Linked DNA regions of Homo sapiens: region 2 is linked to region 1. Evidence: chromatin loops called from intact Hi-C (ENCODE). Cell type or tissue: psoas muscle. All regions are shown on one strand. Each heading gives the region's core, and the rest is flanking DNA. Links, peaks and the distances in the headings are about the cores only.

Region 1 (8,000 bases), core at 1-8,000:
AACCATCATGGGCCTATAAAAACCCAAGACCCCAGTGGGCAGACACATAGGTGGCCAGACGTCGAGAGGACCACATCAGCGTAAGCAGCTGGAAGGCAGGAGGACGCGGAGGGGGCACGCCAGCTGAAGAGCACCCTAACAGACATCAGCATGCCCGCAGGCCATATACTGGTGGGACAAGACAGAGTTTGGCCGGGGCAATCTGAGGAGAGCCAGAGCCACTGAAGGGCCCAACTCCAGGGGAAAACCACCTCCCTACTAGCTCTGCCATCAGCAGAGAGCTACTTCCACTCGATAAAACCTTGCATTCATTCTCCAAGCCCAGATGTGATCCTATTCTTCCAGTATACCAAGGCAAGAACCCGGGATACAGAAAACCCTCTGTCCTTGTGACAGGGCAGAGGGTCTAATTGAGCTGGTTAACACAAGCAGCATATAGACAGCAAACTAAAAGCACACGGTAGCACACGCCCACTGGGGCTTCATGAGCTGTAAACATTCACCCCCAGGCACTGCCGTGGGGTTGGAGCCCCACAGCCTGCCCGTCTGTGAGTTCTCGCAGAGGTTTGAGCAGCGGGGCACTGAAGTAGTGAGCCACACCCCCATCGCGCGCCCTGTGAGGGGACAAGGGAACCTTTCCCATTTCAATGTCATCATTAATTAGTTCATGACACTAATAATTTCCATTTGTACCTTCCTACACATAATTATGTGCACATTCGGAATCAGCTTTTTCATGAGAAATAATCATAAAAAGGGGCTGTGCATAGAAAAAAAAATATTTTCTCCGTGCATTTGGTTTCAAAATTCAAATTTTAAAATTTATTTTTTATAAGCAGAGTTTATTACAGTTATGCAAAAAGACACAGAAGTTGGCAATACCTAGGAATGCTAGGGGCAGAGAGGATGAAGAGGAGGGTCAATCTGTATTTCAACTAAGATGAGAAGCAGTACTCTTTTTATGAAAAATAAGAAGAACATAATTTGACTTAACCTAGGACCTCATTTCAGAAGAACACAACACATCTGGAATATCAGAAAGTTTGGAATCAAAATAAGTTTGAGAGAAGAAGTGGAATAAGGTTCACATGAGCAAAGCTGGAGGCAGAACCTGGATTGAAGGCTTAAAGAATGGTAAGGAAATGACAGAGCCTGGAAAATTAAATGGCAAAAATAGAAAACTTGAATGTGTCAAAAAAAAAAAAAAAAAAACCTGCCAGCACTACGAAGACAAATAGTACAGATATGTCCAAACCTGAGAGCAGCTGGGCCTAAAACGCCCCAACATTTTGAAAAGAAAAAGAAAACCAACAAAATTTCTTCAGATGTTAAAATTATTTTTATATAATAACTCATTATTAATTTTAAAATGAGTTCATGTCTCAGGATCAAATGGAAAGAGGTGCTGCTCAGCTGAGAACAATGTGTTCATGAGATTGCTTATAGTTCTATTCACATGAACAGATATTTGCAAAAATCACCCACTGTAATTACCAGTGCAAAACATTACGGATTATTATTTCATTATTATTATCACTTCAAACCTCTCAACATGACTGTAAATGTGACTTCTTAAGTCAATGACATAGAATTGGCAATCACAAACTAACTATATTTAGCATAATGACAGAGTAAACCTTGTTTAATATAAGTATGCAAATGTCAATGGCATTGTTATTTACAAAGGCAACAAACAAAAGCCATCACCTGTATATTCTTCAATTTATATTATTTCATTACATTCTAGTTTGTATATGAAATAATGCCTATTCTGAGAGAATTTTTTAATTCAAAGGAAGTTTGCAACAGTGTTTCATAATAGTAATACACATTTATATATACACACATATATTCACATATATTATACTACACATCCATTTAATTTCTGTGGGTTGAAGTAGTGTTTCTAACCTCTTAGAAATGCTGATTAAATAAGTTCTTTAAGTAATTTATGAAAATTAAACAAATGAAAATTACTAGATTGATGTTAGACATGAGATTTGTTGGCCGGGCGTGGTGGCTCACGCTTGTAATCCCAGCACTTTGGGAGGCTGAGGCGGGCGGATCACGAGCTCAGAAGATCGAGACCATCCTGGCTAACACAGTGAAACCCCGTCTCTACTAAAAATACAAAAAAAAATTAGCCGGGCGTGGTGGCGGGCGCCTGTAGTCCCAGCTGCTCGAGAGGCTGAGGCAGGAGAATGGCGTGAACCCGGGAGGCAGAGCTTGCAGTGAGCCGAGATTGCGCCACTGCACTCCAGCCTGGGGGACACAGCGAGACTCCGTCTCAAAAAAAAAAAAAAAAAGACATGAGACTTGTTAAACTAAAATAACCTACTGTTAGCTCTTGTAAACATTTTCTTTCTACATTACATATAAGTGGTCTTCTTGGGATATGTTAATGGTTAATTTTAAATTTTAAATCTCAAGCACTTCTTTATAATCTGTAGGCAAAGTTACAAAGGAGTACACAGAAAAAACAAAAACCACATCCCGCAAAACACTCAACATTGTTGAACAATTTACAGGGTAAATTCAGAGCACTTCTATGACCCAAATGCAGGAAGCAGGGAGGGTAGAAAATGAACATTTTGTTCTTCTAAGCAGTGGTAATGAAGGTGCAGCCCTGATTTTAATACCTCAAGAAAGCATACAATTGTTATAAAATTATGTTAGCTATTATAAGAAACAGACTTGAGTGATCTAGAATGAGTATATTAATACATTTTATTTCTTTTTATAGTCGAATGCTTAGCCAGAATAAATGCTAATTTATACCTTGTAGACATCACTCTTATTAGTAATGGGTATGGACTTGATTCTTCAAGTAACTAACATAATAATGTACCTTTTGAGATTTGCATGATATATTAGGAGGGGTGCAGCAAACTGAAGACTAATAGGCACAGTATAATCATATTTTTATGATAATAAAAAGCATATAAATACAGGGAGGCAGAGGACAAGGGCAAGGACAGTTTACAAATGCCTAAAAACTGATGAGCAAGAATACCCATAAAATCTGTCAAGAGTGGATGGTAGCCTGGAGGGCCAGGCCATTAATGATTATAAGAAGGGCTACTTTTCTTTCCATATTTTTTAAATTAAGTCCTATTTTTTAAACAGACATTATGAATCATGTTGCATAATTACAGAAAAAGTAAAACTGACTCTCTTCAACTAAAAATAAAGGCATTTCAAATATCAAAATAAAAAGTTTTCCTGGGTTGAAACACATGTCAAATGTCCTGTTGTTTTCCACACATCCAAAGAAATATACATGTGCATATATGTATGAAAGTTTAACTTTTTATTAATGTAAAAAATTTCAAAGGAAAATCTATTCCAGAGAAAAATATTATTTTTCAATCTGTAAGTTCAGGAAACTATGTAAACTGAAAATATGAAAAGAACAATTTAAACTCAACCAAAATGCCATGCCTTGGCTTTCCAAAAGAGGGAGATATAACTTCACTGCCACAAACATATCAATGTGACACATAAATGATCTACTCAAATACAGAACTTATCTAGAAAATAATTTTAAGGAAAAACTCTAAATTATGTGTTTATTTTAGCCTTATGATTTTAATTGCCTAAAAAGCACAGTTAAATCTATGAAAAATATCATGATCTACAATAATAAAATGAAAGCTGTTCCAGCTCCTTTAGAGAGCTCAATTGTAGAATAAAAATGTGACAAAAGACTTATAGTATTTAGATTTTGAAAAATAGGTTTAGAGATGACAGATGTCAGCTACTAAAATTTGTACCTTCTGATTGTTATTTGAAAATTAAAATTTAATATTATTCTGAACTAGAGACAGAATGCTACTCATTTCTTACAATGATTATTAAAATTCTCTTATTTCCTTGAGCAGTGGTTTGTTGCTCTCGTTGAAGAGGTCCTTCACATCCCTTGTTAACTGTATTTCTAGGTATTTTATTCTCTTTGTAGCAATTGTGAATGGGAGTTCATTCATGATTTGGCTCTCTGCTTGTCTATTGCTGGTGTAAAGGAATGCTTGTGATTTTCGCACATTGATTTTGTATCCTGAGACTCCACTGAAGTTGCTTATCAGCTAAAGGAGTTTTGGGGCTGAGATGATGGGGTTTTGTAAATATAGAAACATGTCATCTGCAAACAGAGACAATTTGACTTCCTCTCTTCCTTTTTGAATACCCTTTATTTCTTTCTCTTGCCTGATTGCCCTGGCCAGAAGTTCTAATACTATGTTGAATAGGAGTGGTAAGAGAGGGAATCCTTGTCTTGTATCAGTTTTCAAAGGGAATGCTTCTAGCTTTTGCCCATTCAATATGATATTAGTTGTGGGTTTGTCATAAATAGCTCTTATTATTTCTAGGTATGGTTTATCAATGCTTATTTTATTGAGAGTTTTTAACATGAAGGGATGTTGAATTTTATCAAAAGTCTTTTCTGCATCTACTGAGATCATCATGTGGTTTTTGTCCTTGGTTCTGTTTATGTGATGGATTACATTAGTTGATTTGCATATGTTGAACCAGCCTTGCATCCCGGGGATGAAACTAACTTGATCTTGATGGATAAGCTTTTCTGATGTGCTGCTGGATTCGGTTTGCCCGTATTTTATTGAGGACTTTTGCATTGATGTTCATCAGGGAAATCATTCTACTCTAAAGACACATGGTCATATATGTTTATTGCAACACTATTTACAATGGCAAAGACATGGAACCAACCCTAATGCCCATCAATGATAAACTGGATAAAGAAAATGTGGTACATACACACCACGGAATACTATGCAGCCATAAAAAGAAATGAGATCATATCCTTTGCAGGGACATAGATGAAGCTGGAAGCCATCATTCTCAGCAAACTAACACAGGAACAGAAAACCACACACTGCATGTTCTCACTCATAAATGGGAGTTGAACAATGAGAATACACGGGGAGGAGAACAACACACACCAGGGCCTGTTGTGGGGTGGGGGTGAAGGGAGGGAACTCAGAGAACGGGTCAGTAGGTACAGCAAACCACCATGGCACACGTATATCTATGTAACAAACCTGCACGTTCTGCATGTGTATCCCAGAACTTAAAGTAAAATCAAAATAAAAAATGAAAATAAAGCTATATTAATCAAAAATAATAATAATTAAGATAACAGGTATACACTGGTACTGTTCAGGCAAAGCAGAATGTAGGGTGAGCCAGTAATAAAAGTACTTACTGTATCGAGTTCTTGTAATGAGTCAATGACAAAATATATGTAAATTAGTTAGCTGTCAATGGGAAACATTCAGTAAGTGGTAGCTGCTTATGTTGGTATTTTTCATGCCTCCTACTTGAGCTAACAAAGCAAAAAAATCGATGAGCTGTTTATTCTTATCTTTTAATAGATGATGCTGGGTCTAGTAATGAGGTAATGAGTGTTTAATAATATAATCATACAGAGCCCTCTTTGAGAGGGAAAGGAGCTTTATGTCTATTTAGTTATGTTTATTACAGTGATTCTCCACCAAAAGAAGGAAAATCTGTTTTTCAAATTTAAAAACTTGAAACAGCCCATCCTGCCTCTTCCACACACCTAGCTCCTTAGCTTGATAGTTACTTCCACAGGAAGCTGCTTCTACTGAGTGGACTGTGTCCTAGCTCTTAGGCTTATTGGAGCAGATAAAAATTAAAAATAACTCATTTATTAGATTATTTCCTTAAAGGCAGTAATTTTTAAAATTCTGATTCCCTATGCATATTACAGTACCAGGTACACAGAAGATACTCAACACATATTTGTTGAACTAGTGAAAATATGAATAAATAGAACTCGGCAGCTAAAAATCAACCTTATGAGGTGATAGACTGTAGTGTAACCCTGCAACCAAAGCTCCACTATGATTGGGAACTTTCCTCGGCTTCAACTAGAACATTTGAGGGTCACAGAATCAAGGAATTCAGAGATTTCACAGCTGCAGCTGGTGCCAAGGAGCTGTTTGCTATTTAGATTAGTTCTCTTAGTTAATTGATTGTAACAAGTAAAAACTCAGTAAAGTTAATCTGCCAATTATCTCAAAAAAATAAAAAGGAAACAGGCAGAAAAAATTCCTGCAACACTTTTTAAAAAGTAGTAAGTTCAGTTCTCAAAAAAAGTTCCGAACCTAAAACAAAGGTTAAAAAAACAGCCATTAAGACTTAAAGCAGCAATGAAAACAATAATAGTTGCCTTGCCACAGTTTCTATAAAATTAGCCCTTATAAACTATCGAAGAATCAAATTATTTGATTTACTTCTTCAAAGACTGAGTCTCAAAATGGCTTTAACACTCAATAAATATCTTTTGAGTGTCTACTCTGCCAGGCACTGTTCAAAGAATTGAGAGTATACAGGAGTAGGAAAAAAAAAACACACACACACACAGCAAAGGCCATGCTCTCATGGAGCTTATACTGACATGGAAAGGGGATTATTTATATTAAATTTTAATTCCTCTTATTGTATACTGTCAGTATTTTTCTCTTTTTCACTATAGATTAAAAGGAACCTTGACTGCCATCTCTTGCTAAACATCTTCTTATCCCAAACAATATTCTTCTCTGCTTACTATTATAATGTGTGGCAATATCTTATTAAATTTTACATACACTTATAATTTCATTATTTATAAAATATTTTTAACAACCTACAAAATAAACATACTGTGCATTTTGATTTAATATATTTAAGTAACTCTGAGTTAATATTGTTAAATAACAAATACCAATAAAAACAACTCAATCATAGGATTTATCATGGTAAATGTCTAAGGAAGGAAGACACAAGGGACATGGAAATATTATATAATTATATGACCATGGAGTAAAATCAAGTAAGTGTGAAAAGATTTAGATCGCTTCTCTTATAATCAAATGCCTTAAATCTGTAATCCAGACTTTGGAACCCATCCTTCAGACATCCCTTGATGAGACAAGAGCAGCCGACTCTAACTGCTCTGCAGACCTTGAATGCAAAACCACATGGTCAACGAAAGCAGAGGGAGTGTGGAGGACGCTCAGCCTGCCTCCAACAGGGAGACCCCTGGGCTAATTCAGGTGGCTTTATCACAGAAGAATATGATAAACAAGACCATACCACCAGCATGTCAGAGGCCAGAAAGAGGAAGAAGCAGAAGAAGCAGTCTCCAAAATGCATGCGCGTCCAACACAGCATCCCCTCCCACATCAATTTCACCCGACCTCTTTACAGATAAAAATCCTCTCTACATTGGCTGATTTGAAGACAGGTTTCATTTTTCCATTAAACTTTCCGTTTCCCAAGCTAAAGTTTTACAATTACTCAAAATCACTTTTAATATATCATTTCTTATATAATGTTTCCAAACTTGTGATAATAATACAACTAAGTTTGGTTCCTTACCAGCCAAACAATTCTAATCTAACCCAGTTCAACTCAAGACTTCCTCCTAAATTTCCCTCTATTTGTACATTTAGACTGTTTCTCCCACAATTATCATGCATCAGTTGTACATTCTAATAGTTTAAATCAAACTTGGCAAACAAGATAAAAAGAAAATGATAAGTTCAAGAAAAAATAGGAGGGAGGAAAGTACCTTTAATTTGGATCCATGAGGCACGAGTACAGATTTATTCTGCTTTGGTGGGATATACAGCTCCCATTTTCCATAATCCAGTTTTTTGTATGGGTACGAAAATGGATTCCAACCATCTAAAAAAATGAAGAAGATCAGTTAACAACAGCATGATAGGACTAATAGTTAATGAATTTCAAGAAAAACAAAATACTGCTTTACTTGCACAAAAAATCAAATTGTCTAAAATAATTGTTTTCTGAAGTGTTAATCAAAATACTAGTGGTTTAGAAAAGGCAGGTTATTCTTAATTTATTTATAAAAAATGCATTTTAAAGTGTGCTTTTGCATTTTATAATTAAATTAAGACTATAACATTTTCAGTTGTGGTTTCAACTCTAATACTTCTGTCAATAAACAGAATGCAAAA
Region 2 (12,414 bases), core at 2,527-10,526, 200 kb after region 1:
CCCAGAGTCAGGTCTGTTTTCTGTCAGTAAGTTTGGGTTTGGCAATAGATACAACCAAGACAGTTGTTTTATTTTGAGCTCAACGCTGGTGAGATGCAATATACAAATATTGTCTAAGCTGTATAACCTTAATTTGCTGATAAAAATTGGATGTTATGTTTGTGTTAGAACCTAATGCCTTTCTGGAATTCAGACACTATGTGCCATACTGACTGCTTCTCCTTGGTAGGTTAGGCTGTCCTTACGTGACTTACAGAAGCAGCATATTTTAAAAAAATCCTTACCTGAAAATTGAAAATAGAAAATCAAAAGCTGAGTATTCTCTTTTCATTGCTCCCATAACACTATCTGTCCCTCTATTTTTGTATTTAGTGAATAGTTTTAACACTGCTTATAAATGTTTTCCTTTAGATTATGAACTCGAGGGATCTTGTATTTTTCTTTCCTTTTTTTCTCTTTCTTTCTTTCTTTTTCTTTCTTTTTCTTTCTTTCCTTCCTTTCTTCCGCCCCCTCCCTCCCCCTTCCCCTTCCTCACCCCCTCCCCTCCCCTCCCCTCCCCTTCCCTTTCTGTCTCATTCTATCACCCAGGCTGGATTGCAGTGGCACAATCTCACTGCATCCTATGCCTCCTGGGTTCAAGCAATTCTCATGCCTCAGCCCCCGAGTAGCTGGGATTACAGGCACATGCTACCATGCCCGGCTAATTTTTGTATTTTTAGTAGAGGTGGGATTTTGCTATGTTGGCCATGCTGGTCTTGAACTCCTGGGCTCAGGGGTGATCCGCTTACCTCAGCCTCCCAAAGTGCTGGGATTATAAGCATGAGCCACCGCACCCAGCCAGATCTTGTTTATCTTTGTAATATCAGTGCCAAACCATTTCTGACCTACTTAGACAATGCTGAATTTAAAACAAAATTGGGAATGCTTTATCAACCTTACTTAAAACGTATAAACTCACTCCAACTTGGGCTTTTGTCCCTTTCCCTATGATAAAATTATGTTTGCCACTGACGTCCATGGCCTTCAGTGGCCGATACTGTACCTATTGTCAGCGTTGGGCATGATTAGCTTTGCTTTCCTTCTGGGACAACATAATTTTTTGTTTTTCTCCCCTCCTCAACCACCGGAGTGCCTCAGGGCTCAGGTCAAGGATCCGTTCTTCATCAGCACAGTCCACATGATCTTATTTACTCTCTTTGAATGTGGCATCCACATTTGTATTGAAACCCCAAGATCTCCCCGTTAAACAGCAGTATCATCCTGCTAGTAGCTTTCTCTTGGTTACATAACTGGGATCTCAATAGTACCTGGTCAACATCAAGTCCTGATTTTTCTCCCTCAAGCCAGTTTCTCTGCAAATCTTTTCCTTCTTTATAAATGGCAAGTCCACCCTTCCAGGGACTCAGGACCCCAAATTTGGAATGTCCTTAACTCCTTTTTCTGCTACCCCACACAATGAATTTACTAGAACAATCCCATTGTTTCCTCCTTCAATATGTATTCAGAAACTTACCACTTTCCCCCACTGCTATTACTATTGTCCAAGCCAATGTAATCTCTCATTTGGACTAAGATTTGAAGCATGAGCATTTAATTACAAAGTTCATGCTCCTTTCACCTTTTCTAGGTGGTTTTCAAACCTGGCTGTACCTTAGAATCACCTGGGAAACTTTAAAAACAACTAATATCCAGGCATCAAATCACCTCAGATCCCCTGATGTAATTTGTCTGGTGTGGAGCCCAGGCATGGGTATTTTTCTTATTTTGATAATCTATGGGTGATTCAAAGGTATAGTTGGGATTGCGAACCACTGCTATATCATGTTGAAGGTGTGGGTGGGGGTTGAAGTATATCATAATGTAATGTTTTAAAAGTGTGGTCTGCGAACCCCAACTATCTGAGACAGGTCTCAGTCAGTTTAGGAAGTTTATTTTGCCAGAGTTAAGTATGTGCACCTGTGACACAGCCTCAGGAGGTCCTGATAAGATGTGCCCAAGGCAGTAGGGGCACATGGTTTTATACATGATTTTAGGGAGATAGGAGACATCCATTAATATATGTAAAATGTACATTGGTTCCATCCAGGGGGCTTCCAGGTCATAGGTAGGTAAGAGACAAATGGTTGCATTCTTTTGAGTTTCCGATTAGCCTTTCCAAAGGCAGCAGTCAGATATGCATTTATCTCAGTGAGCAGAGGGATGATTTTGAATTCTGTCTGTCCTTTGTCCACTAGGAAATTCCTTGTGAGGGAGGTGTGTATCTTTTTTATTTAGTAGCTATCCTTTTTTTTTTTTTTTTTTTTTGAGATGGAGTTTCACTCTTGTTGCCCAGGCTAGAGTGCAATGGCGCAATCTCGGCTCACTGCAACCTCCGCCTCCCAAGTTCAAGCGATTCTCCTGCCTCAGCCTCCTGAGTAGCTACAATTACAGGCACCTGCCACCATGCCTAGCTAGTTTTTTTGTATTTTTAGTAGAGACAGGGCTTCCCTATGTTGGTCAGGCGGGTCTCGAATTCCTGATCTCATGATCCACCCACCTCGGCCTCCCAAAGTTCTGGGATTACAGATGTGAGCCACCGTGCTTGGCCGCTAGCTTTTTAAAGAAGAAAATGGGAGGCAGATTTGCCCTAAGCAGTTCCCAGCTTGACTTTTCCCTTTAGCTTAGTAATTTTGGGGTCCCAAGATTGATTTTCCTTTCACAGGTCCAAGATCAACAGCATCAGTCTTCTCTGAGGACTTGTCACAATTGCAAAACCCTGAATTAGAGACTCGAGGCTTACGGTTTAACAACCCACATTTTAACAAGCCATCTAATGCACAGCCAAGTTTGAGAACCCTTAACATAGAGATTAAGGGCCTTGACTTTGGGTTGAAAAAGATCTAGGTTTTAAATGGACTTTCAACACTTGATAGCCATGCACACTAAATCAAGTAACTCAACGCCTCTAAGCCTAAATTTACCTAGATGTGAACAAAGGTAATGTTATTTACTGCTCTGAAAAATAATGAGTTAGTTAATGTAAATCACTTGGCCCATACCAATTGTTCAACAAATAGTAACTAATACTAAGGGGTATTTTGGAAAGAGTAATGAGTCAGAAACTGAGCCTATAAATAAGCCTATTTTTAAAGATCTGGGGAAGACAGTTATGGGAATGTGAAGCAGGTAATCTGAGAATTGTATGAGTAGATTATGCTTTAGAAGACATCAACAGCTAATATTGAAAAATGGACAAAAATGTCCAGCCTATGGAATATTTAAAGAGTTGATTTCCTCAACAGAATTGGAACTAACTCATGCACATTGTTGGACATATAGTAGTTATATAACTAATAGTTATACTAACATTTCCTACTTTTTCATTTTGTTAGATAAAGATATTGCTGACTTGCTTTTAGGGTCATCTGTTTAAATACTCTTTGGATGTTTAGATAATAGATTTGGTCATGCAAAGTACTGATGGCAAATGGGTTAGATTTGAACTTCGGGCTTATGTAAACTTCCTTTTTGAGCCAGGCCTCACTCCCTCCTATTCTCCCTTAGAGATCCAGAGTCTAAAAGCATTTGTACGTGGCCAACAGGAGGAAGGCATGTGTTGAGAGAATGAAAGGATTCCTGAGATTTTAAATCAGATTCACCTGTTTATTCTAGAATTTTTCTTTTGTGGTTTAGTGGCAAAGGACTTTGTATGTGTATGTATGTGTGTGCACATGTGTGCCTCTTTAAGATATCCTTACAAGGTTACCAAATATTATTATCTGTTTTAAATTACTTAGAATGACTGCATGTTATATCTATCTATCTATCTATCTATCTATCTATCTATCTATCATCTATCTATCATCTATCTCTCTCAATCAATCATCTATTAGTCTGTCTGTCTATCTATCTGGATGTGTGTGTGTGTGTGTGTAAATTGTAAAATAGTAATGCCAGAAAATGGCCTTATAGTCTTTTAGGGTGTTTGTAATTGGATTTACTATTACCACTGAAATTGTCATAAATTTGAGGAATGTGAGATGTTGTACAAAAGAATTGAACTCAAGCTTGATTCCTTTGCTTCAGAAGATGCTTCAGGTAGATTAGATAAAATTCTGGAGGTGCTTGAAAAGTTTTGAAAAACAATGAGAATTTAAACTTGGAGATAGGTAGATAGAAAGAAAAATCATTGAGCAAGATGGAAGTATTGATTTGAGAACATTTGCTGAAAAATGTGAGTGCAGGGGATATTGCATAATACACTGGCACATACACATGAAGAGAGTTCTCAGAAATATGCCATGGTGTTGGAGAGAAAATGCCAAGAATAATTTTCCCATTGATCTAAAAGTTCAGTTTTTGGTTTAATATTTCTCATGAATTTAGGATAAAAATAATTGATCTAACTAACTGGTTTATGTTTAAATATGACTTTAACACGTATTCTATCAGGAGGTAAAATTTTTATTCATGGAGTTTAGAATATGATCATGTCACTTATGTGAAAAAATAACAATCAGTGAATCAAAAGATATACTATAGTATAGCAAATTTTGAATTGTGGTTCTGGCATTGATTTCATTAAAATTTCTTTTATTGAAATGAAAAAATAACATAAGCAGATATACATTTGGATGGTCAAAAAGGGAGAGAATCTCAGTTTATGCATTTAAGCAGTTTTCAGTAATACATTACTGCAAAATTTATAATACCGTGAATTCTAGATCAGTACTCTAAATGAGGCAATTAAACCTTTGTGTAAGTACTTGTGTCTTTCTTCTGAAAAAAATACTGGTCACTAATTTTCTGTTTTATATTTGTTAAAAAGAAAGCTTTATAGTTTAATTTTACCCTGGTTAACCTTAACTTGTCAACAGATTATTGAAGATTTGTAAGACTATTTACTCTACTAATCCATAAAAAATGAGGTTACCATAGTAACTAGAATGTCTTTAATACTCTGCTTATGTAACCTCTGAGATTCAGAATAGTTTTTCATCTGAACTCTGCTATTAGCTACACTGATTTCAGATGCTCTATTGAACTTCGTACTATAGAGGGAAGTGCTTTCTTTACTGATTATGCAAGCCTGAGTATTTTTAGACAATTTGTTCATAATATAGTCCAAGTGCCTTGGATGTTTGGGAAATTTTAAAGGTGGAAATAATTTAAAACCACTTTCAAAAGACTTTGGGAATAGCAAAGAGGTGGTGTTGGAATATTTGTTTAAGAAACTGTGGACTTAAGAGTTTCAATTTTCAGAAATGCCTTGAAGTAAAAAGGATCAGTCGTTTGATGCATATGTTATTCTGAGAAATTCTTCTATAGGGAGATTACATCTTGTTATTGGGAGACTATCTTATTAACTCAGATCATGTAAAGAAACACAAATCTTGCTTCTTCCTAATAAGTTCTACTACAAATAATATATACATGATTTTTGCAAGGAGTGAGTGGAATTGAGGTTCCGGAAATTTAACACACTCTTCGTATGGCTCATTTTCATGCTGTTGCCTCTATTTGGAATGATTTCATCATTTCTGCACACCTCCATCCCTAGCATGCCCCTAATATTTCTTGGTTTACTCTTATTTATTCTTTACATCTTATCTGAGATGTCATATTCTCTAGGAATATTGCTACGTTAAGACTTTTTATACATGCTTGTATAATATCTCTTGAAGATAGTTTCATGACCAATTATAATGGTTGGTTCACTTCTCTGTCATTCACTTGCTCAGGTGTCCTGAAGGAAAAGGCCAAGGTATTATGGCTTGGCCTTGGTGCTGTGGGCTTGAAGACCCATTTAGTGCCTTCATTCATAGTAGGTTTCCAATAAATATTACGTCCATTAGCTGTATTAGTTTCCTATGGCTGCCATAACAAAATACCACAAACTGGGAAGCTTAAAACAACAGAAACTTATTTTCTCCAGCTCTGGAGGCTAGGTGTCTGAAAACAAGGTGTTAGAGTTCGTTCCCACTGGAGGCTTTCAGGGAGGATCTGTTCCATGCTTTTCTCCTAGCATCCTTGCAATTACTGGCAATCCTTGGTATCCCTTGGTTTGCAGTCATCACATCACTCTAATCAATCTCTGACTCTTATCTTCACATAATATTCTCCCTTGTGTCTTTGTCTGTCTCTTCTCTTCTCATAAGGACACCAATTATGTTGGATTAGGTCCACCCTATGACCTTATCTTAACTATGTCTCCAAAGGCCCTATTTCCAAATAAGGTTACATTTACAGGTATCAGAGTTTAGGATTTCAAGATATCTTTTAGGGGACACAACGCAGCCTGCAACAGTAACCATCTAATGCATTTTGCCTTTAGGACTGGATTGATATACAATCTTAACCAGGGGCAGGTTAGTCACTAAGTTGCTAACTAGTTCATTGCTTAGTCATTTTACTTAACAGGATGACATTCACAGAATGAAAAGTACTTGGTCTGATTATTTGAATTGTCTTGACATCCAGACCTGATAACTCCTTAGAGAATTTTACATACTGATAGTGGTCTCTGTGATTCAGTCAGCAAATATATGAACTAGTTTGCTATATGGATACAACTTCAGCAGTTCTAAAAAGGATAAATTTATTTGCAGCAATTTCAGAAAGAATTAGACCCCAGGAACTGTGTCGTATTCAGGGTTGTTAATTCTTATGTGTAACTCAAATTCTCACATTTTTAATTTGGGTCATCTTTATTTGGCACCCACTGCAAGGCAGGGGGAGAGGAGGCAACAGAAAAGTTATTTCTTGGCATTTAGAAACTAGTTGATTAACATGCAAATTTTATTCAAAGTAATACAAAATATGCATCTATTATTTTTGGTTCATCAGATTGAGTTATTTTTAATTTTAATAAGATGCAACAATAATTAAGTGATTTAAAATATATAATTTAATAGTGAACTAGTTTTGTAGTAGCAATGATTGCCAGGTTGCACATGAAGCTCCAGGTACAGTATCAGCTACAAGATCCAACAGGCAGTAGGCAGAGAATGGGACCTGGAAACCAGCCCACATTGGTGACAACTAGAGAAGTTTTTAGAGTTCCAGGGAGAGGATAGCAAATAAATTTGAATTGGCACTAGGCAAGAGAGGGATTTTTACATGTGTGTGTGTGTGTTTGTGTATGTGTGTGTGTCTGTTTCCTTTTTAAATATTGTTTTAGGTTAAAAGGTTGATGTGGTTTTGGATCTAATTGGGTGTGAATGTGGACAGGTGGAAATATACATGAATGTTGATGGGTCTGTATATTTAGTACATAAATGGATATTGCAGCTACTGGTAGATGCTTTGCAACTTCCGAAAGATATGTGTCCTAGTTCTCTAAATTAATAAGACGTTAGTGTTTTAGAATATAAAAAATTATCACAACGGGTTTTCTTGTTTTTATTATTCTACTAAGCCAGCAGGGGGAAGTCACACATTACTTTTTGGTGGGCTTCAGAAATATTTTTTCAGACTTTTTCTTAAAAAGGTCCATGCTCTTAGTAAAAAAAAGTAAATAATTTAAAATAGAGAGCTTGTAGTTATGATTCTCATAAGCATGCTAGCATCAATTCTAAAAAAGCAGCCTGAAACTTTAACTTCTTTACCTTTTCTAAATAAAAAATATACACCTCAATATTCCTGGCAGAAAATATTAAATAATTACCTTGTTGTTGAGATATGAATAATGTTTCCAAATGGTTAATTTTATTTGTAACATCAGAAATGTAATCACTGAATTTAAATGGCGCTGCAAAAAGTAAAGGAGAATCTCTTTGTCAATATTTAGTGCTAGAAGTAAATTATTTTGATATATGCCACTGTATTCTTCATCTTTTTTTTTATTTTTTGCAGTTTAAAAACATCTGAGGAAGATAGAAAACATTTTATCTTTCAAGATAAAAAAAGAAAAGCTCTTTGCCAACAGAAAACATAATATGCGGACTCTATGGCTATTGTTTCTGAAAAATATAAGAGATGATTACATCACATTGTGTATTCTGTAGGAAAAACACTGTAATGCTTATATGGCTAATAATGGAATGATCTAAGTCAATATATTGTGCAGTTTTGAGTGACAGAAGAATTACACCATTATTCTTTGTATTTTGGTTTCTGCACTAAGTTAGTCATGTTCACTGTTTCATCATCAATTATCATTCACTCATTTTATAAAATTTTAGCATCTGCATTTAATGTTACTGTATGGTTTCTGTTTACTACAGCTGGTTGCAATAGACACAGATGACAATTTCAGAGCTGTGTATAAAAGGTCACAAAAAGTAAACATTCAAAACAGAAACATCTTACTTCCAGAAAGTATAAAATTGACGTATGAGTAAGATGTCAAAAGTTATGAAAACTGGAATGTGTTCATCTCATTACATGTAAATGCATCTATTTGAAAAATGTGTTTTTTAAAGTAGATCATTAGGTAACATTAGTCTTAAAAATCATAAATTCTCCATCATTATGATTGTTCTATGTTACCAATTACATATAAATGTTAAATTACAGAGAAAACAAATAGAAAATAATCATCACATGTTTAAAAATTTGCAAAAATATAAAAAGTTATAAAAAAATTCAGTTCAAGAAGTAGAACAAAGGGCATAAAAATAGTACTTACTGTAAAGACAAAACCACATAATTTATATAATACATATTTTATAGAATTTTAGTTATACTACACACACACATGCACACACACACACACACACACACACACACACACTAAATGCTAAAATGTGGAATAAAAAATTTACAGTGGGAGGGCAGGCAGAACAAGGTGACAAGATAGCTATACCTCCAAATCTATATCCTCCATCACCAAGACTTATCTTGAAGTGTTAAACCTAGAAGTGTATCCAGTAACCAGCCTTCAGAAGAATATTTTTTCCAAAGTGCTGTTGAATTAAAATCATAAACAGCTAATGGAATAGGAATGAAATAATTATTTTCTTTCATTTGCTGGAGAAAATACTGAGCTATGAGCTTTTCTTTTCACTACTGGGGTTAAAATTTTAAGCATTCTATTCTTAAAGGAGTGTCTTTTTTCTAAAGATTTACGTTCAGCAGCTGAATTTTAAAGCTCTGAGAACACAGCAGTTATATGTTAAGCCTAGTGCAAACCTGACCTAGATTATTTTCACTGGCTAAAAATTATGAAAAATATCAATAATTTTATTGGCAAAAAGATACATAGAATAAGTAGTAATCTTAAGAACTGAACAAGGCATCCAGACATACTGAAAAATATGGGGCAAAGCAATTAGAGAAAAATTAGTCATTTTCTTCTAGATAGATTATATATTCTTTAACAGTAAGGTTTATGACTATTATCTTTATTTCCCCACCTGCTCTTCCAGGAATAGCTGCATATAATAGTTACTAAATACATATTTTTAAATTATCAGGTTTCCTTTTAATTCATGTAACGTTTTAATCTGTAAATGTAATCACAGAAAGTCACCTCATTTTTAGCTTTACTGATTGGAGATGAGGATTGATATTACGATAAGAGTGATATAACATATGGTAGACCTAAGTGCATGAATTTTGTATTCCCAGGTATCATTTAAATTTCCTGTCATTTTATGTTGTTATTTGTAATATCTTTGTGTTAACATGCCTCATGGTAATTTAGGAGCAGTGACACAGTCTTACTAAAAAAATGCTAGGGCTCTTGGCTTAAAATGTTCACTTGCATTTAATATTACAGAAATTTACATGTTGGGATTAAGTGGCCTGAAAATGTAAGATAAAATGGAAGTAATGCAACCTACTGCAATAATATTGTGCCAATATTCAGGCAGGGCACAGAGGAAAAACACAACAGGTTTTGAAACCAGTCAAATTAATCACAGCCTAAGCTGGACAAGAGAGAGGGAACAATTGCTATTCATCAGATCATGCTGTGATGATGAAGGAAACAGATCTGATAATTTGATTACTGGGCTATAGATACAGAATTTTGGAAATCTTTCTCAAGTAACTAACTTCTGGGAATGTGTGCAAGTATTTCTATGGCTTGGAAGTAGGAGTTGAATCGCTCTTATAACTCGTATGTTTTAAGGTGAGCAACCCAGACACAACAAAAACTGTTCAAATATGAGATCAAGCAATAATTCATGATTCACAGACAACAATCAGGGAAAGGGAGCTAATAGTATGAAACTGATGAACAGAATATCAGAGTAGTAGCCCTTGAGGTATTATGAGCCAGAGATCTATACATGCAATTATAGGCTTCCACTTTTCATTTTAATGTCATGTTAACCCCTTAAAACCTTTTATTTGTGTCCAATAGAATCAATGTACCTAATAGTCATTCACCTCATAGACTCTACCTCAGGGTGGTAATTTGAGAGCCTGGAATGCCAGCTGAGGGAAGACATGGGAAGACAGCCAAGATCAGCACTGCCTTTCTGTCAGCCCCTACTTGATTTTCCTTGCATCAGTGGTGCTATCTAAAGGAATTGCTAAATGGACTGATGGATGTATTTGTTAATAATGACTTTATCTATATAATGAAGTGATGGTTGGTATTCCTGGCCTCTGAGAATTTTTGAATCCAGATTTTATAAAATATATAAGTCTTGCATTACTCTGAGGCAGCAAGACAGTGTATCTCTTTGAAATGAAGGTGAACTTGACTAAAATTTCAGGTCTAACATTTTCTAGCTGTATGACTTTGGACACCTCGGTTATTCTCTTTTCCTCACTTTCTTCTTTTATAAAATGGAGATGTTACATGTCCATTTATATGGTTCATATAGCAAACACTTCATATGGTTGCTGTAAAGAGAAAATGAAATCATCTATGTGAACTGCTTACTGGAATACTGACAGGTAGAAGATGCTTACTTGTTAATAGCTATTTCTATGGCCACAAGATGCTCTTAACTATTTAAAAGCTTCATCATTTGAAAGTGAATACTATTATTTAAACTTGAGAGCTATCAAATGCATTTCATATTTTCTGTTTGAAAAATATGATGTAAAATAAATTAATACCAAGGAAATATTGGTAGTTCACAAAGTCATTTGCAATAGTCTCCCAAGACTGAATACTTTGGGGCACCAAATTATGGAAGGCTAGATAAGTGCTTCTGCATTTTAATAAGTGAAGCTGATACTACAACTTTTTAAAGTAATGATGTATTTTCATGGCTCCTGTCTCTGTAAAAGCCAAGTGTTCAAAGAAATGCATTAAAAAATTAATGGATATACGAATGCTTTTGGTCTCCACTCTCTTCTTGCTATGACAGACAAAACAATGGGTGAAAGGAGAGCTTATTATTTCAAAGAGATAATTCCTTAAGTTAAAATGGCAGTGTTTTCTTTCTTTCTTAGGATTTCCTTTTACAGGAAGAGTTAAACACCTATTACAGGTTGAATTTTGTCCTCTTCAAATTCATATGATGAAGTCCTAACTCTCAGCATCTCAGAATGTGAACTTACTTAGAAGTATGGTTGTTGCAGATGTAATTAGTTAACATAAGGTCATATTGGAATACAGTGGGCCGCTAATCCGATAAGACTAGTGTTCTTTTTTTTTTTTTTTTTTTTTTTTAGACAGAGCCTTTCTCTCTCGCCCAGGCTAGAGTGCAGTGGCGCAATCTCAGCTCACTGCAACCTCCGCCTCCCAGATTCACACCATTCGCCTGCCTCCGCCTCCCTAGTAGCTGGGACTACAGGTGCCCGCCACCACGCCTGAGTAATTTTTTGTATTTTTAGTGGAGACGGGGTTTCACCGTGTTAGCCAGGGTGGTCTTGATTTCCTGACCTTGTGATCCACCTGCCTCGGCCTCCCAAAATGCTGGGATTACAGACATGAGCCACTGCGCCCAGCCAAAGACTAGCGTTCTTTTAAAAAGGGGAAATTTAGACACAGACATGCACAAAGAGAGAATACCATGTGACCACGAAGGCAGAGATTAGGGTGATGCATCCAAAGGCCAAGGAATGCCGGTGGTCGCCAGCAAACCACCAGAAGCCAGGAGAGAGGCATAGAATGGATTCTCTCTCACAGCTCTGAGAAAGAATCAACCGTGCTGAAACCTTATCTTGAACTTCTATCCTCCAGAAGTGTGAGACAATAAAATTCTGTAGTTTAAACCAGCAGTTTGTGGTACTGTGTTACAGTACCCCAATGAACTAACACCAGATAATTAATTAGAATATGAATTCTGGGGAACTGTGTATAAACTTGTATTCATCTTCACAGAGTTATTGCTATGAAATAAGTTACCATGATTAAGTAGCTTAAAAGAACACACATTTATTATCTGACAGTTTCTGTAGGTCAAGAGTCCAGGCACAGGTTAGCTGGATTCTCTGTTCAGTTTCTCACAAGGCTGTGATCAAAGTATTAGCCAGGCTACATTCTTGTTTGAAGGCTTGGAATAGGGAAGAATCTACTTCCATGCCCAT

Evidence for each region. Hi-C counts contacts between places; a loop is a spot of excess contacts. Peaks named below come from ENCODE experiments on the same cell type or tissue, not always from the same donor. Only the 100,000 strongest peaks of a DNase experiment are listed, where the experiment ranks them.
Region 2: a loop joins it to region 1, with 2.2 times the contacts of the local background. A loop is called at or near these places in 6 of 110 quality-filtered maps.

What each region holds. Positions count from the first base shown.
Region 1 is chr3:81,663,247-81,671,246 of GRCh38, forward strand. GBE1 (1,4-alpha-glucan branching enzyme 1) reads right to left here. Exons shown (of 16, transcript NM_000158.4): 3 at 7,592-7,707. Among named protein-coding and RNA genes, the nearest start is that of GBE1, 94 kb to the right of the region's middle. RefSeq lists an enhancer at 320-819. In psoas muscle, for the core only: a CTCF peak has its summit at 3,465; no DNase peak of the experiment used is centred there; H3K27ac peaks cover 522 bases.
Region 2 is chr3:81,864,561-81,876,974 of GRCh38, forward strand. It overlaps LOC105377178 (a long non-coding RNA gene), which reads left to right. Exons shown (of 3, transcript NR_188681.1): 3 at 7,834-11,214. Among named protein-coding and RNA genes, the nearest start is that of GBE1, 110 kb to the left of the region's middle. In psoas muscle, for the core only: a CTCF peak has its summit at 7,402 (motif pointing right); no DNase peak of the experiment used is centred there.